3 separate regions of the Homo sapiens genome follow, and all the other regions are linked to region 3. A link is a loop called in an ENCODE intact Hi-C map of the cell type or tissue named here. Cell type or tissue: endothelial cell of umbilical vein. All regions are shown on one strand.

Evidence for each region. A loop is a pair of places that touch in the nucleus more often than their neighbours do. Peaks named below come from ENCODE experiments on the same cell type or tissue, not always from the same donor. Only the 100,000 strongest peaks of a DNase experiment are listed, where the experiment ranks them.
Region 1: it touches region 3 in a loop (8-fold over the local background); 4 of 110 quality-filtered maps call a loop at or near these places.
Region 2: a loop joins it to region 3, with 5 times the contacts of the local background. A loop is called at or near these places in 5 of 110 quality-filtered maps.

Annotation. Positions count from the first base shown.
Region 1 is chr19:50,535,657-50,540,656 of GRCh38, forward strand. The region is part of intron 2 of LRRC4B (leucine rich repeat containing 4B); the gene reads right to left. Among named protein-coding and RNA genes, the nearest start is that of ASPDH, 24 kb to the left of the region's middle. In endothelial cell of umbilical vein, a CTCF peak has its summit at 2,239 (motif pointing right); a DNase peak (open chromatin) is centred at 2,215.
Region 2 is chr19:50,605,731-50,610,730 of GRCh38, forward strand. No RefSeq gene overlaps it. Among named protein-coding and RNA genes, the nearest start is that of SNAR-F, 3.3 kb to the left of the region's middle. In endothelial cell of umbilical vein, CTCF peaks have their summits at 689 and 2,512 (motif pointing right); a DNase peak (open chromatin) is centred at 2,451.
Region 3 is chr19:50,655,770-50,660,769 of GRCh38, forward strand. C19orf81 (chromosome 19 open reading frame 81) reads left to right here. Exons shown (of 5, transcript NM_001195076.2): 2 at 281-353; 3 at 457-577; 4 at 2,220-2,359; 5 at 3,178-3,537. The coding sequence ends at 3,373. It overlaps SHANK1 (SH3 and multiple ankyrin repeat domains 1), which reads right to left. Exons shown (of 24, transcript NM_016148.5): 24 at 3,486-5,000. It also overlaps a transcript of SYT3 not described here. Among named protein-coding and RNA genes, the nearest start is that of C19orf81, 8.8 kb to the left of the region's middle. RefSeq lists an enhancer at 2,102-2,171 and a silencer at 2,392-2,481. In endothelial cell of umbilical vein, no CTCF peak of the experiment used is centred here; DNase peaks (open chromatin) are centred at 2,502 and 3,372; H3K4me3 peaks cover 1,207 bases; H3K27ac peaks cover 1,023 bases.

The sequences.
Region 1 (5,000 bases), 120 kb before region 3:
TCCAACAGGGACTTCCCTGATGCCATGACTGGCAGCACTGCAGGGGCCGTTGTGGGCCCCTGATTCTCACACTGACCCGGCTCAGGCCTAGACGTCCCTGTCTCCCTCCTCCCATTCATCCTCCTGGGAGTGGCCTCCTGAGCCCTTCTGGGACCAGGCCCTGGCCTGGGTGGAAAGTCTGGCTGGATGGCTACCCGCCTCCCACCCTTCCCCACCACCAGGAGCCCAGAGAGGCATCTGAACCTGGGTGTAAACAACAAGGGGATGAGATCTATATCAGAGGCATGTGCAAGACCAAGCAAGGCAGCAGGACTTTGCCTAAGGCACCTGCGGGTGGGGTGGGAGAGTGGGGTTAAGCTGAGGCACAGGCCATGGGCCTACACCGCTTCCTGGGCAGCCTTCCCTGGCCTCCCCTCACTATGTTCAGCTCAGCAGCCCCCCGCCAGCTCGTGCACGCTGCTACTGGACTTGTTTACCTTCCTTTTTTTTTTTTTTATGATGGAGTCTCGCTCTGTCGCCCAGGCTGGAGTGCAATAGCATGATCTCAGCTCACTGCAACCTTCGCCTCCCAGGTTCAAGCGATTCTCCTGCCTCACCCTCCCGAGTATCTGGGATTACAGTAACACATCACCACACCTGGCTAATTTTTGTATTTTTAGTAGAGATGGGGTTTCACTACGTTGGTCAGGCTGGTCTCAAGCTCCTGACCTCAAGTGAGCACCCGCCTCAGCCTCCCGAAGTGCTAGGATTACAGGCGTGAGCCACTGTGCCCGGATGAGACTTGCCGACTTTCTGAACGACCTCTTTCTGCACGCAGTGTCGAGAGGGCAGGGATCTCTGTATGTCCTGCTCTCTGGGCCTCGGGTGGTGCCTGGCACACACTAGGTGCTCAATAAACAAATCAGGGCTGCACTGAATGCTGCAGATGGATTAGCCGGGGCTGTTCAGACACAGGAGGGACAGCCCATGCAGGGAGAAAGATGCACGGGTCTCAGCTCAGCTCCTAGACTCGCCACGGGGTGGTGACGAGACCACGGCATCCTTGTGAGGATTAAACTGTCTCGATATCTGTAAGCCATGGAGAAGAGCGCCTGGCACAGGGCAAGCACATCTGTCTGTGACTATTTAAAGGCAGGGCAAGTTTCTGGAAGGGTGGGAAGGAAGGGGCTGGGGTAGCTTCTGGTGCCCAGTAGAGGGTGCCCCTGAGCTTGGTGTAGCTGGGAGCGCCAGGCATACTCATCCTGATCTGAGATGGGGACAGGGTGGCTTGCAGAAAGGTGTCCCCTAGGAGGAGTTGGTGTGGCGACTCCAGCTGGGTGTGGTGGCAGGGGTGTGTGGGTACAGGCTACATCTGGGAGGCTAGGAAGAAGCTGGGGCTTCCAGATGAGCAAGGACAAGGCCAGAGCCAGGCTGGGCTGTGGGGATGTAGACTGGGACTCAGTGGCAGTTCTGAGACTGAGTCACCAGGGTGCAGCGCCAGGGATAGCTACGAATTAGGAAGCATTACGAATCGCGTTGAAAAAACCAAGTTCTGCAGCCAGCCTGCCTGGGCCGAGTCCCAGCTCCGTTACTAACCATGGGACCAGGACCGTTTGCAAGTGTCTTAACTCTCCTATGCCTCAGTTTCCTCATCTGTAACATGAGAAGAATAGGACCTACTCAGGGGGCTGTCGTGAGGCTGAAATTCACTGACCCTGTAAAGGGCTTGGAGCAATGCTGGGGGCCCGACTGACATTCTCCCGCCCACCCTCGCTGAGCTGTAGAAATAATTGGTCTATTTTCTAGACGAGAAGGCAGGCTCAGAGAGGTGACTCAACGCCTTAGCGTCATTCGTGGAGGGGAGAACGCGGGTCTTGTGCCTCTCAGGACTCGCAGGCTGCTCAACAGAGATGTGGGACTGATACTCCCACCCAGCAGCCTGTCCCGAGGCTCAGGGGCCATGTGGCTTTGCAGGACGCCAAGCAATTCTACGCCTTTGTCAATTTAACTTTAACAGGTGTGAGCCACCGCGCCCGGCCGACTGTTCTTTTCTGTAAGTGTGCTGTGAGTCATCATGAGAAAAAGTTAAGAAGAAACTGACAAAGTATGGGAAATCCTATTTGAAAAGGGTAGAAACTGAGGCTCGGAGTGGTGACAAGGATTATGTGGGCCCCGAGATGGCGCTGCTGAGGGAATGAAGAGGATAACTCAGCTGGAATGAGAGCCAGGGAGGCCGCAGTTAGACACGAAGTCTCAGCAGCCCGGGAACGGACGGCAGAGGGCGCACTGCTCCCTCCTATCCAGAGGACCTCCTGGCTGCTGGTCGCAGGCCCGCGGCTGGGGAATGTCCCAGTTGACCTCAAGAGAGGTCAGCTCCTAGATTCCCCTCTACAGATCCTCCCTTCCGCCATTTTCTTTCTTTCTTTCTTTTTTGCCTTTTTTGAGATGGAGTCTCTCTCTGTTGCCCAGGCTGGAGTGCAGTGGCACAATCTCAGCTCACTGCAACCTACCTCTGCCTCCGGGTTCAAGTGATTCTCCTGCCTCAGCCTCCTGAGTAGCTAGTACTACAGGCACGCACTACCACTCCCAGATAATTTTTGTATTTTTGGTAGAGACGGGGTTTCGCCATGTTGGCCAGGCTAGTTTCCAATTCCTGACCTCAGGTGATCCAACCGCCTCGGCCTCCCGAAGTGGTGGGATTACAGGCGCGAGCCACCGCGCCCGGCCCTCCCACCGTTTTCTTCCTTAAAGGGCTCTAACTGGGAAAAGTCTGTCCAATCAAAAGCTCCATGTTTCATGCCCCTGGAGGGATCAGCCGCCTGGAAAATGCGAACTAGTGGGTAATTTAAAAGCTATTCTTGGTATTTGCCTTGATAATGCACTATGGCCGGGGTTTTTATTTGGTTAGTTTGGGTTTTGTCTTGTTTTTTTTTTTTTTTTTTTTTTTTTTTGAGACAGAGTCTTGCTCTGCCACCTAGGCTGGAGTCCAGTGGCAAAATCACAGCTCACTGCAGCCTCTGCCTCCTGGCCTCATGCAATCTTCCCACCTCAGCCTCCCAGGGATCTGGGACTACAGGTGCGTGCCACCACACCTGGCTAATTTTTGTATTTTTAGTAGAGATGGGGTCTTGCTATGTTGCCCAGGCTGGTTTCAAACTCCTGAGCTCAAGCGATCCACCTGCCTTGGCCTCCCAAAGTGCTGGGATTACAGGTGTGAGCCACCGTGCTGGGATTACAGGTGCGAGCCACCGCACGCCGCCTTTTTTTTTTCAAGACGGATTCTTGCTTTGTCGCCAGGCTGGAGTGCAGTGGCACGATCTCGGCTCACTACCACCTCTGCATCCTGGGTTCAAGCGATTCTCCTGCCTCAGCCTCCCAAGTAGCCAGGTGCCCGCCACCACACCCGGCTAATTTTTGTATTTTTAGTAGAGACAGGGTTTCACCATGTTGGCCAGGATGGTCTCGAACTCCTGACCTTGTGATCCACCTGCCTTGGCTTCCCAAAGTGCTGGGATTACAGGCGTGAGCCACCGTGCCCGGCCAGGTTTTGTTTTTTGTTTTTGCAACAGAATTACCATCCTGTAGCTGCCCCACTTTGGCTGTCTGGGCCTGGCTTCTCCACACTGACTCTCAGGGTGGGACAGACATATATACCTTCTGAGGCACATGGCAAGCCCATGGGGGCTACAGCTTGCTGGGCGACCTTGGATAAGTCACTCAGAGCCTGTGCCTCCATTTCCACGTCCATAAGATGGGAGAAGTCATCCTGCCCTCACAGGAATAAATGGGGTTAGATGAGCGCTCCCTGACCCCCTGCTCCAGATAAATGCTTTGAAATTTTTGTTTCTTTTTCCTCATTTAGGAAAAGGTGAGCAAATTCCAGTATAGCCTTTTTTTTTTCTTTCCAGCTTGCATAGGATTTTATACTTAGTATTTTTAAAGCTTAATTTGTTCTGATTATAAAAGTTATTGGCTGGGTGTGGTGGCTCACACATGTAATCCCAGCACTTTGGGAGGCCGAGGCAGGTGGATCACAAGGTCAGGAGTTCGAGACCAGCCTGGCCAGCATGGTGAAACCCCGTCTCTACCAAAAATACAAAAATCAGCAGGGCGTGGTGGCAGGTGCCTGTAGTCCCAGCTACTCGGGAGGCTGAGGCAGGAGAATTGCTTGAACCCGAGAGGTGGAAGTTGCAGTGAACCGAGATCGCGCCACTGCACTCCAGCCTGGGGGACAGTGCGAGACTCCATCTCAAAAAAAAAAAAAAAAGTTATTAAATGCTCTCACTGAAGAAAATCTAGAGAATAAAGAAAACATAAAGAAGAAATTAAATATCCCTGTAATACTAATGCAAAGAGAAAAGACCCTGTTGACCTTCCTGGGTGTTTCTCGGTCTTTTAAAATATATTGCTTAAGTTTTAAAAGTGAATTGGAGATCCTATTCACATTCTTTGAAAGCTCAGTATTACGTTTTGAGCATTTCCCCATGTCATCCACTATTATTTGAAACTCTGTTTTAAATAGCTGCATAATATTCCATTGTAATGGGCACAGTGATTCATTGAACCCAGGGGTCCGCAACCCCTAGGCCACAGACCGGTACTGGTGGGTGGCCTGTTAGGAACCAGGCTGCACAGAAGGAGGTGAGCAGCAGGCGAGCGAGCATTACTGTCTGAGCTCTGCCTCCTATCAGATCACTGGCGGCATTACATTCTCTTTTATTTAAATTACAAAAAAATTTTTTTTTGAGACAGAGTCTTGCTCTGTTGCCTAGGCTGGAGTGCAGTGGCACGATCTCAGCACACTACAACCTCCGCCTCTCGGGTTCAAGTGATTCTCCTGCCTCCTGAGTATCTGGGATTACAGACACCTGCCACCATGCCTGGGTTATTTTTGTATTTTTAGTAGAGACAGGTTTTGCCGTGTTGGCCAGGCTGGTCTCGAACTCGTGACCTCAGGTGATCCACCCACCTCAGCCTCCCAAAGCACTGGGGTTACAGGCGTGAGGCACCACGCTCGGCCA
Region 2 (5,000 bases), 50 kb before region 3:
TCCACCTGTGACCGTGGAGTCTTTTTCTGTCACTTCCGTCTCTGTCACATCCCCTCTGGTCGCTCCTGGTCGGAGGCCCTGCCTCCCTCGCCTCAGGGCCCTTCCCGGTCTCCTTCTCTTCCTGTCATCCCTGGCTCCTTCACAGCGTCTTTCCTTCCTTCTCCGAATCGTCCTCTGCTCCTCTGGGTTTGTGCCTGCTGGGAGCTCTGCCCCTGGGAGCTGTTTCCTCCGCTCAGTCTCTGGGTGTTTCCTAGGGGGTCTCATGCTCTTCTAGGCCTGTCCTGGGGCAGAGGGGTCGCCCTGAGGTCCATCAGTCAGTCTGACCATCTCCTTCGAACCTCGAGCCTCTCGCCTCGCCCCGCCTGACGCCCTTTCCCGCCCTTTATCTTTCCCTTCAGGATAAAAAATAAAAAGAGTCGGAAGCAGCAGCGCCTAGGGCCGAATCGCCACTTTGCAACAGGTGCGCGCGGCGGGCCCGCGGGCTGGCGGGAGCTCACACGAACTCACGCGCGAGCTCGCAGGCCGCGGCGGCCGGCTGGCGACTAGTGACGTCGCAGGGGCTTGTCCCTGCCTTACTGGCTGCCTTCGACCAGCGCGCGCTTGCTGGAGTAGACGGCCGCGCCTTTCCCAGCGCCAGGGGGCGCTCAGCGCTAGAGCTCACTGACCCTGGGAGCCCTATGGAGAGACTCGTGTCATCCTGGCAACCCTGTCCTACCTGATTGGATGCCTGCTGCAGTTCGTTGGATCCATTACTCTGATTGGATGCTTGGTGAGTCAAGGCTTGTATATAATTGGATGCCTGGAACTATGGATCTTCCCTACCTTTCGCATATCTCTCTCTTAGCGGGATTTCTTCCGCAAGCACTGGGGATGTGGACGTGGAAAGTGACTGGCGTCTCCGTGGGGGAGTGAGGGGTGTTGCACACGGTGCAGGTACCCGGCGCGAGTTAGAGGTCCCTATTGGCTGCTCTCTCTCAGATACAGGTCACTTTCCTCCTGCCAAGATGCGCCATGGAACGCAGGGCCCTCGCTGGCCCTGGGGACTGGGTGATGTCACGGGTGAGCCTGTCGTGATTGGCTATATCGCTGTGCCTAAGACCAAAGGAAAGAAAGGAGAGCCCGGACAGCTGGATCCGCCGTGGTTCAGGGTACACGTTATAGGCCAACCTGGTCAACAATGATTTAAAAAAAAAATTTTATTGTTCCCTATATCATAACAACAAAATATAAAGGGAGGAAGACTTCAGAGGAAGAAATTGCGTCTTCCTAGCCGTTTTTAAATTACTTCAAAAAAAAATTTTTTTTGGACGAAGTCTTGCTCTGTCACCCAGGCTGGAGTGCAGTTGTTTGATCTTGGCTCACTGCAATCTCCGCCTCCTGGGTTCAAGCGGGTCTCCTGTCTCATTCTGCCAGGAGGTTGGGATTACAGGCACACGCCACCGCGCCTGGCTAATTTTTGTATTTTTAGTGGAGACGGAGTTTCACCATGTTGCGGAGGCTGGTCTCGAACTTCTGACCTCAAGAGATCCTCGCCTCTTGGCCTCCCAAAAAGCTGGGATTATAGGGGTGAGGCACCTTGCCTGGCCGTCTCTCCCGTATTTCTTAGACCCCTTCATCTCTGTCCTGGCCCCTGGGATCTTTGTCTTCGTCACCTCTCTAGTTCGCTCCCATCTGATTCACTGTCTTCTCTCTCTGGTCCTGTCCCCTTTGCCTACGAATGTATCCTCTTTATTGCTGTTGATCCCACTGCTGCACTGTCCTCGCTGCTGCCTTCTCACAGTCCTGTCGCCGTCCCCATCCTCTTTCTCAGTCCCCTGTGCCGTCGGGCGCTCCACCTGTGACCGTGGGGTCTTTTTCTGTCCCCTCGGTGCCTGTCACAACCCCTCTTGTCGCTCCTCCCCTGCCTCCCTCGCCTCAGGGCCCTTCCCCGTCTCCTTCTCTTCCTGTCATCCCTGGCTCCTTCCCAGCGTCTTTTCTTCCTTCTCCGAATCGTCGTCTGCTCCTCTGGGTTTGCGGCTGTTGGGGACTCTGCCCCTGGGAGAGAGAAATGCGAAACGTATTTCTGGGAGCTGGAAGCTGTTTCCTCCATTTAGTCTCTGGATGTTTTCTAGGTGACCACAGCCTCTTATAGGCCTGTCCTGGGGCAGAGCGGCCACCTTGAGGTCCATCAGTCAGTCTGATCATCTCTGTAGAACCTCGAACCTCTCGCCTCGCCTCGCCTGACGCCGTTTCCTGCCCTTTATCTCTCCCTTCAGAATTAAAAAAAAAAAAAAAAAAAAAGACAGTCGGAAGCAGCAGCGCATGAGCCCCAATCACCACTCTGAAACAGGTGCGCGCGGTGGCCTGCGGGCTCGCGGGAGCTCACGCGAACTCACGCGCGAGCTCACAAGCTGCGGCGGCCGGCTAGGCGACTAGTGACGTCACCGAGGCTTGTCCCTGCCTTATTGGCTGCCTTCGACCAGCGCGCGTTTGCTGGAGTAGTCGGCCACGCCTTGCCAATCGCCAGGGGGCGCTCAGCGCTAGAGCTCCGCGACCCTGGGAGCCCTATAGAGAGACTCGTGTCATCATGGCAACCCTGCCCTACCTAATTGGATACCTGCTCCAGTTGGTTGGATCCATTACTCTGATTGGATGCCTGGCGAGTCAAGGCTTGTATATAATTGGATGCCGGAAATTTGGATCTTTTCTACGTTTCGCATTTCTGTCTCTTAGCCGGATTTCTTCCGCAAGCACTGGGGATGTGGAGATTGAAAGTAACTTGAGTCTCCGTGGGGGAGTGATGGGTGTTGGGCACGGTATGGGAACCTGGCCCGAGTCTGCGGACCCGATTGGCTGCTGTCTCTCAGATACAGGTCCCTTTCGTCCCGCCAAGGGGGGCCATGGAACGTAGGGCCCTCTCTGTCCCTGGGGACTGGGTGATGTCAGGGGTGATTGGCTACATCGCTCCCCAGAAGGTGAAATGGAAAAATTGAGAGCACTTTCCCACCAGCTTCGGTGGCTCCATCAGGTTGTCCTGGCGCACAAGCTGGCGATGCTATGTGTTTGAAGCTAACCTGGGCAAAATTGAAAAAAAATTGTTTTTTCATTGTTCCGTCATAAAGGGAGGTCTCGACAGGAAGAAATTGCGCTTCCAATAGAATTGTTTTTAAATTACTGCAATATATCTTTTGAGATGGAGTCTTGCTCTATTGCCTAGGGTGGAGTGCAGTCTTATGATCTCGTCTCACTGTAACCTCTGCCTCTTGGGTTGAAGAGAGTCTCCTCTCTCACCCTGAGGTTACAGGCGCACACTACCACACTTGGCTAATTTTTGAATTTTGGCTTCTTTTTGAGATGGAGTCTTGCTCCGCCGCTGAGGCTCAAGGGCAGTGGTGCGATCTTGGCTGACTGCAACCTCTGCCTTCCGGGTTCAAGTGATTCATCTGCCTCAGCCTCCCGAGTAGCTGGGACTACAGGCACGTGCCACCACGCCTAGCTAATTCTTTGTATTTTTAGTAGAGAAAGGGTTTCACTGTGTTAGGATGGTCTCTATCTCCTGACCTTGTGATCTGCCCGCCTCAGCCTCCCAAAGTGGTGGGATTACAGGTGTGAGCCACCGCTACCTGGCCTTTTAAAAAATTTATTTATTTATTTATTTATTTTTATTTTGAGGCGGAGTCTTACTCTGTTGCCCAGGCTGGAGTGCAGTGGCGTGATTTTGGCTCACTGCAACCCCCGCCTCCCGGGTTCAAGCAATTCCTTTGCCTCAGCGACCCAGTAGCTGGGATTACAGGCGCGTGCCACCATGTCTGGCAATTTTGTGTATTTTTAATAGAGACGAGGTTTCCCCATTTTGGCCAGGCTGGTCTTCAACTCCCGACCTCAGGTGATCCGCCCGCCTCCGCTTTCCAGACTGCTGGGCTTACAGGCGTGAACCACTGCGCCAGCCTCTTTATCCCTTCTATACTGCATACCCCAAGTTGCAAACTGTTATTAGAGTGAATACCTAGGGGCAACTTGGATCCTTATAATGGACACCTGATATTTTTGCCTGAGTGACATCTGTTATCTCTGATTTTCTTCTTCATTAATAATTTTTTTTGGAGCAGTCTTAGGTTTACAGGAAAAAATCGAATGAAAAGTACCGAGAGTTTCTACATCCCCCTTCATCCCTTCATTGCCCCTCATCTTCCCTGTTAACATCTTGTGTTACTGTGCTACGTTTGTTACAATTAATAAGCCAGTATTGATACATTATTATTAGCTGAAATCTGCAGTTTACATTAAGGTCCACTCCTTGTGTGATACCTTGTACAGTCTATTTTTTTTTTAATAAAGTATTTTTTTGGTTTTTTTTTTTTTTTTTGAGATGGAGTCTTGCTCTGTCACCCAGGCTGGAGTGCAGTGGCGCGATCTCGGCTCACTGCAAGCTCCACCTCCTGGGTTCACACCATTCTCCCGCCTCAGCCTCCTGAGTAGCTGGGACTACAGGCGCCTGCAATCACGCCTGGCTAATTGTTTGTATTTTTAGTAGAGACGGGGTTTCACCGTGTTATCCAAGATGGTCTCGATCTCCTGACCTCATGATCTGCCCACCTTGGCCTCCCAAAGTGCTGGGATTACAGGCGTGACCCACCGCGCCAGGCCTTTTTTTTTTTTCAGTTTTAAAATCACAGCAAAATTGAGAGGAAAGTCCATAGTTTACATTCAGTTTCTCTCTTAGTGTTTTATTGTCTATGGGTTTGAACAAATTTATAATGACATGTGTCCACCATTATAGTATTATGCAGAGTAGTTTCACTGTCCTAAAACTCCTCTGGGCTCTGCTGATTCATCCTTCCCTCCTCCCAAACCCCTAAAAACCAATGATTTTTTTTTAACTGTCTCTATAGTGTTTCCTTTTCCAGAATGTGGTATAGTTGGAATCATACCATATGTAGCCGTTTCGTATTGGCTTCTTTCACTTAACAATATGCATTTTAGGTTCCTCCATATCTTTTCATGGCTTATTATAACTGATT
Region 3 (5,000 bases):
CTGCTTCCTCCTGCCTTGCAGGCTCCCACTGGCGCCCCTGTTAGGCAGAGCCTAATAGGAACCCAGCTGTTGAAGGAGAAATGTGGTTAGTAGAGTCTCAACCCAGGCATCACAGAGCCGGTGTCATGGGGTGGAGTTTGGAGCTAAGAGACAGTAACTCAACATCTGGCATACAAGCTATTCTGGGTGTGGCATGGGCAAGCAATTGGTGATGGCCATTTAAGCAGAATCATGGCTGAGGAGGGCTCAGGGCAGCTGACACTGGGTTCTCTGTCCTCAGGAGCCCTCCTTATGGACCTGGAGACCCCAGAGGAGATGCAGGCTCGGAGCCTGGGCAGGCCCATCAAATCCTCGTGAGTTGTCCCTGGCCCCCATGACCTCTATCTTCCGCCTCCCCAAATGTGATGGCAGTGAACCCTGACCTCAGAGGTCCCTGCCTGTTCGCTCTCTCCCTAGAAAGCAGTACCTGCGGCAGGTCATTGCAGAGTACGAGGCACTGGACCGAGAACTCCCGTGCATCCGGAAGTTCCCCACACCACCAGCTTCCCAGCCCCTCTGCCTCTGCATGGAGACCTTGGTGAGTGGACCTGTGCCCTTATTTTCTGCACAGTTTTGGTGGGGTGATGGGAAGGGCACAGGCTGAGAAGCAGTGTGGCCAGAGTTTAAATTCAGGCTTTTGGCTTATAAGCTGTGGGCTTGCCACCAGGACAGTTTGCTGAAAACTGATTGTGAATTTGTCAAAGGGTCAGTCATGAAATCTACTGCTCATGTCAGAGGGGAGACCAACGGGCAAAGAAAGGGGAGGCTGAGGGGGGCAGGGAGGGAGGACAAAAGGAGTCCTACTAATCCACTTCTGTAAAGTTTACAAATATAACAAAAACTCAAGAAAAAGCCCATGTGTGTCGGGTGCGGTGGCTCACGCCTGTAATCCCAGCACTTTGGGAGGCTGAGGTGGGTGGATCACTAGAGGTCAGGAGTTTGAGACTAGCCTGGCTAACATGGTGAAACCCCGTCTCTATTAAAAATACAAACATTAGGCAGGCGTGGTGGCAGGTGGCTGGAATCCCAGCTACTGGGGAGGCTGAGGCAGGAGAATCGCTTGAACCTGGGAGGTGGAGGTTGCAGTGAGCCGAGATCGTGCCACTGCACTCCAGCCTGGGTGACAAAGTGAGACTCTGTCAAAAAAAAAAGGAAGGAAGAAAGAAAGAAAGAAGGAAGGAAGGAAGGGAGGGAGGGAAAGGAAAGGAAAGGAAGGAAGGGAGGGAGGGAAAGAAAGAGGTCATGTTTTTGACAGATTCAGTAAACTGGTCCTCCCTGCCTTCAATCAGAAGAGGTATATATGAGAGTCCCAGGCACTCAACAATTGACTGAGAAGAGCTGATGTCAATAGGTGCTTACTGTGTGCCAGGCACAGGCCTCCAAGGTACCCTCTCAGCTAATCCGTGTAACTCTCCACCCTGCATACAGGGATTGCTGTCCTCGTTTTAGGGATCAGTCTCCACCCCATCACTCCACTTCTTTGTGGCTTTGAGCAAGGGACTCTCCAGCCTCCCCTCTCACCCCAGTCAAGGAATGACTTTCTGGAAGTGACATCATTTTTCAGTGAAATCGTGAAAATTTTCATTTCATTTTAGTTCCTCAGCAATTTTATGTGCTATGACAACTGTTATCACCCTTGACATGCTAATCACGTGATGCAACTGTGTTTAGTGATCAGTCCACGTTTCTGAATGTTAAATAGATTGACAAGACATCAAAACCCCTATGACCCTTATCTTTTGACTACTGAACATTCTTAAAATGCTAATACGAATATAAAAGGAAAGGTGTGTAACTTAAATCCTGGCAGAAATTTTCAAGAACTTTCAGGCGCATCCATTGCAAATTGCTGGGAAAGTTTTTGGTAGATTCGTAAAGTTGGCTAAGTTGGTGAATCATTCAGCCAACTGTTCATTGACTTTGGGGCAAATTGGCTTGGTGAGAATTGATTTTTTTGGAGAATGACCTAGAGTGATAGTAGATGCTTTCCCATCTGAGAGATAATCTGTCGTCTCCTTTGACCATAGCGACAGTACCCTGGGATTAAGAGCGATCCTTGCCCCTCAAATGCCACCTGGAACTCTGTGGCAGGTTCTGCAGGTGGGGTCTAGGGTGGTGACTTCTGAACCCAAAATGAACCAGGAGGCCACGGGCTGAGGTTCTCTCTCCGACACCCGCAGCCCGAGGAGGATTTTACCCACCTGGAGGTGCTGCAAGCCCTGGAGGCCCAGTTACCAGGGGCCATGGAGAGCGGGCGCGTGAGCAGCATCCGCTTTGAGAACATGAACGTCATCTGTGGGACTGCTGGGCGCCGGAACCGGTGAGTAAGCGGCGGGGGCGGGGCCTGGAGCGAGCGGGAGGGGCGGGGCCCGGGGCGACCGGGTAAGAGCGTGGTTGGTTTTAGAGCGCTGAGGGACGTGGCCAAGAGTGAAAGCATGAATGGGCGGGGCCCGGGGCGACTAGATAAGAGCGTGGTTGGTGTAAGGGTGCTGAGGGGCGGGCCCCGGAGCCACTAGATAAGAGCGTGGTTGGTGTAAGGGTGTTGTGAGGCGGGGCGACAGTGGAGTGACAGCTTGGGGGGGCGGGGCCAGGAGGGACTAGATAAGAGCGAGATTGGTGCAGAGCCACTGAGGGGCGGGGCCAAGAGTGAGCGCGGTTGGAGGTAAGGTCCGGTGAGATCAGAGAGAAGGAGGGATCTCGAGTGAGTAGGGGCCCGAGTTTGAGTGACCCAGTAGTGACCGGGATAGAGGTCTGAGCCTGGAAAGGCAGCTGTGAGGGGGTGGAAGAGACTGAGCACATAGTAGGTGTGGGGCCAGGGGTGATAGGGTGGGGACAGGCCTGGAGTGCCTAGGGTAGAGCGCAGCCTGCAGTCGCCAGTGGAGGGTCGGGCCTTTGGGCGGTTTGAGATGGAGCCTCGACAGACAGTGATTAGGACGCAGAACCAGGCTAAGAGAGCGTAAGGAGCCTAGAGCGACCCAGGCGAGAGGGCAGGGCTGGAGGGGAGTTTAGGGACGGAGCGATGGTCCGCTGGACCAGGGCCTGTAAACGACTCCAGGGACCAGGCAGGGACTCTTCGACGATCAAAGCCAGGGCTGAAACGACCTGCGAGTTCCTTTTCCGTCCCCACCCCCCTTACAGGTGGCTCATCGCGGTCACGGACTTCCAGACGCGCTCGCGCTTGCTGCGCTCCGGGCTCAGTCCCCGCGGGCTTGCGCACCAGATCGTGCGCCACGACGACCTCCTGCTGGGCGACTACCGCCTGCACCTGCGCCGCTCCCTGGTCCGGCGGCGCATGCTCGAGGCCCTGGGGGCGGAGCCGAACGAGGAGGCCTGACGCCCGGGCGGGCCCCGGCAGCGCTTGCGCACCGCCCCGCGGGCTGGGGCCACCCACCCGGAGCCCCGGAGGACAGGGGGCGTTGCCTTCCCAGGAAGGAGGCGGGGCCGGCTCGAGGGGGTGGATACTGTGAGTTTAATTATAAAGAATGACCTGGTACAAAAGCCATTTCTCTCTGCAAAATCTTGGTGGGGAGTCAGGGGAAGGGAGGTGATGGGGGGTAGGAATGAACCCCCATGTTATAATCCCGCGTCCCTAATCTTCCTCCAGTCCCTGTACGTGGACGCCTGGGTCCCAATCCCTTGAGGGATGAACTGAAGCCCGCGAAAGGGAAGACCTGGGCACCGGGGCTTTCAGCGCGTGCCGAGCCCTGTCTCAGCGAGAATCAGACGTCCTCATCCGCCCCCCTCCTCTTCCCCTCCCACCCCCCCTTGGAAGACAATTCTCGGGCTTTTATTTCAGGTTTTTTTTCTGGATTTTTTTGTGTGTTCTAGGGGTTTTGTGTTTTTTTTTTCTGTTTTTTATATTTTCTTCTTTTGTTATTGTTCCTCTTTTTGCTTTTTCTCTCCTCTCCACCCCGCGCTGTCCCCGCATTCGGTCCCTCCCCACTCCCCACCCCGACCTCTCCTCCCCCCCCCACCCCCTACACCCTCCCCAACCCCGCGGCACCCATCCAGAATGAACGAGCCCTTGATAGACGGGCGCCGCGCAGGCCCCCTGCGGACTGGGGGCATCCGACAAGGGGGAGGGGGCGGGTAGGGGTCCAGCGCGGCCTCTGCCCCTCTCTCACCACCCCTCCCCCCTCCCACGACCCTCCCACGAGGTTCCCCGCAGATCCCTGACATGGTGAGGGGAGGGGGCTTGCAGCCCCCTCCCCTCATGGACGGAGCGCCCCCCCCTCTCGGGGGTAGGGGGCAGCAGAGGGGGAATGGGCTTGGGGAAGGAGGGGGAGCTCCCTTCTTTGGCAGCTGAACATGGGGGGGGGACCTGAGGGCAACGCCCTCCCCCCTTTACCCACAGCAGGGGAGGGGGCTTTTCAGGGGGAGGGGTGGCTTAACATTCCCAAGCCCCGGGAATAAGCGGAGAGAGGAAGCGTGCGGGAAGGAACAGCCATGCTGGAGGGAGAGGGAGCTTCTTGGAGTGGACAGGTTAGGAGAGGGCAATCTTCGTGCAAAAGGGATGGACAGATGGCCCAGGAAAGACAGAAGAGGGAGGATGTGAGGAAGGGTGAGGGCTGGAGGCAGGGAGAGGCTCGAGTGTGGAAGCATGGTGAGCAGGAAGCCAGTGTGCATAGGGTCTTCTCTCACCAGGAAGAGAAAGAGCTTAAGGAGGTAAGAGAATCCGAATGAGAATGGCCGCAAGAGCTGCTTGTCAACAGGAATAAAAAATAAGCGTGTCAGGAAAAGAAATGACAGTTACAGCCCAAGAGTGCATGGAATGAGATGAGTGTGCAAAAGGAAAGAAGTGGTAGAGCTCTCATCCAGGTAGAAAAGACAAGATGCGGTGTGCAGCCATGTCATGGTGCGCAAGAACATTATTAAAGGGGAGAAACAAGGCTTCCGGAGAGCACTGAAAATGCTGGGGGGGGGGGCGCGTGTGCAAAAGCAAGTGTGCAAGAGGGTTCACA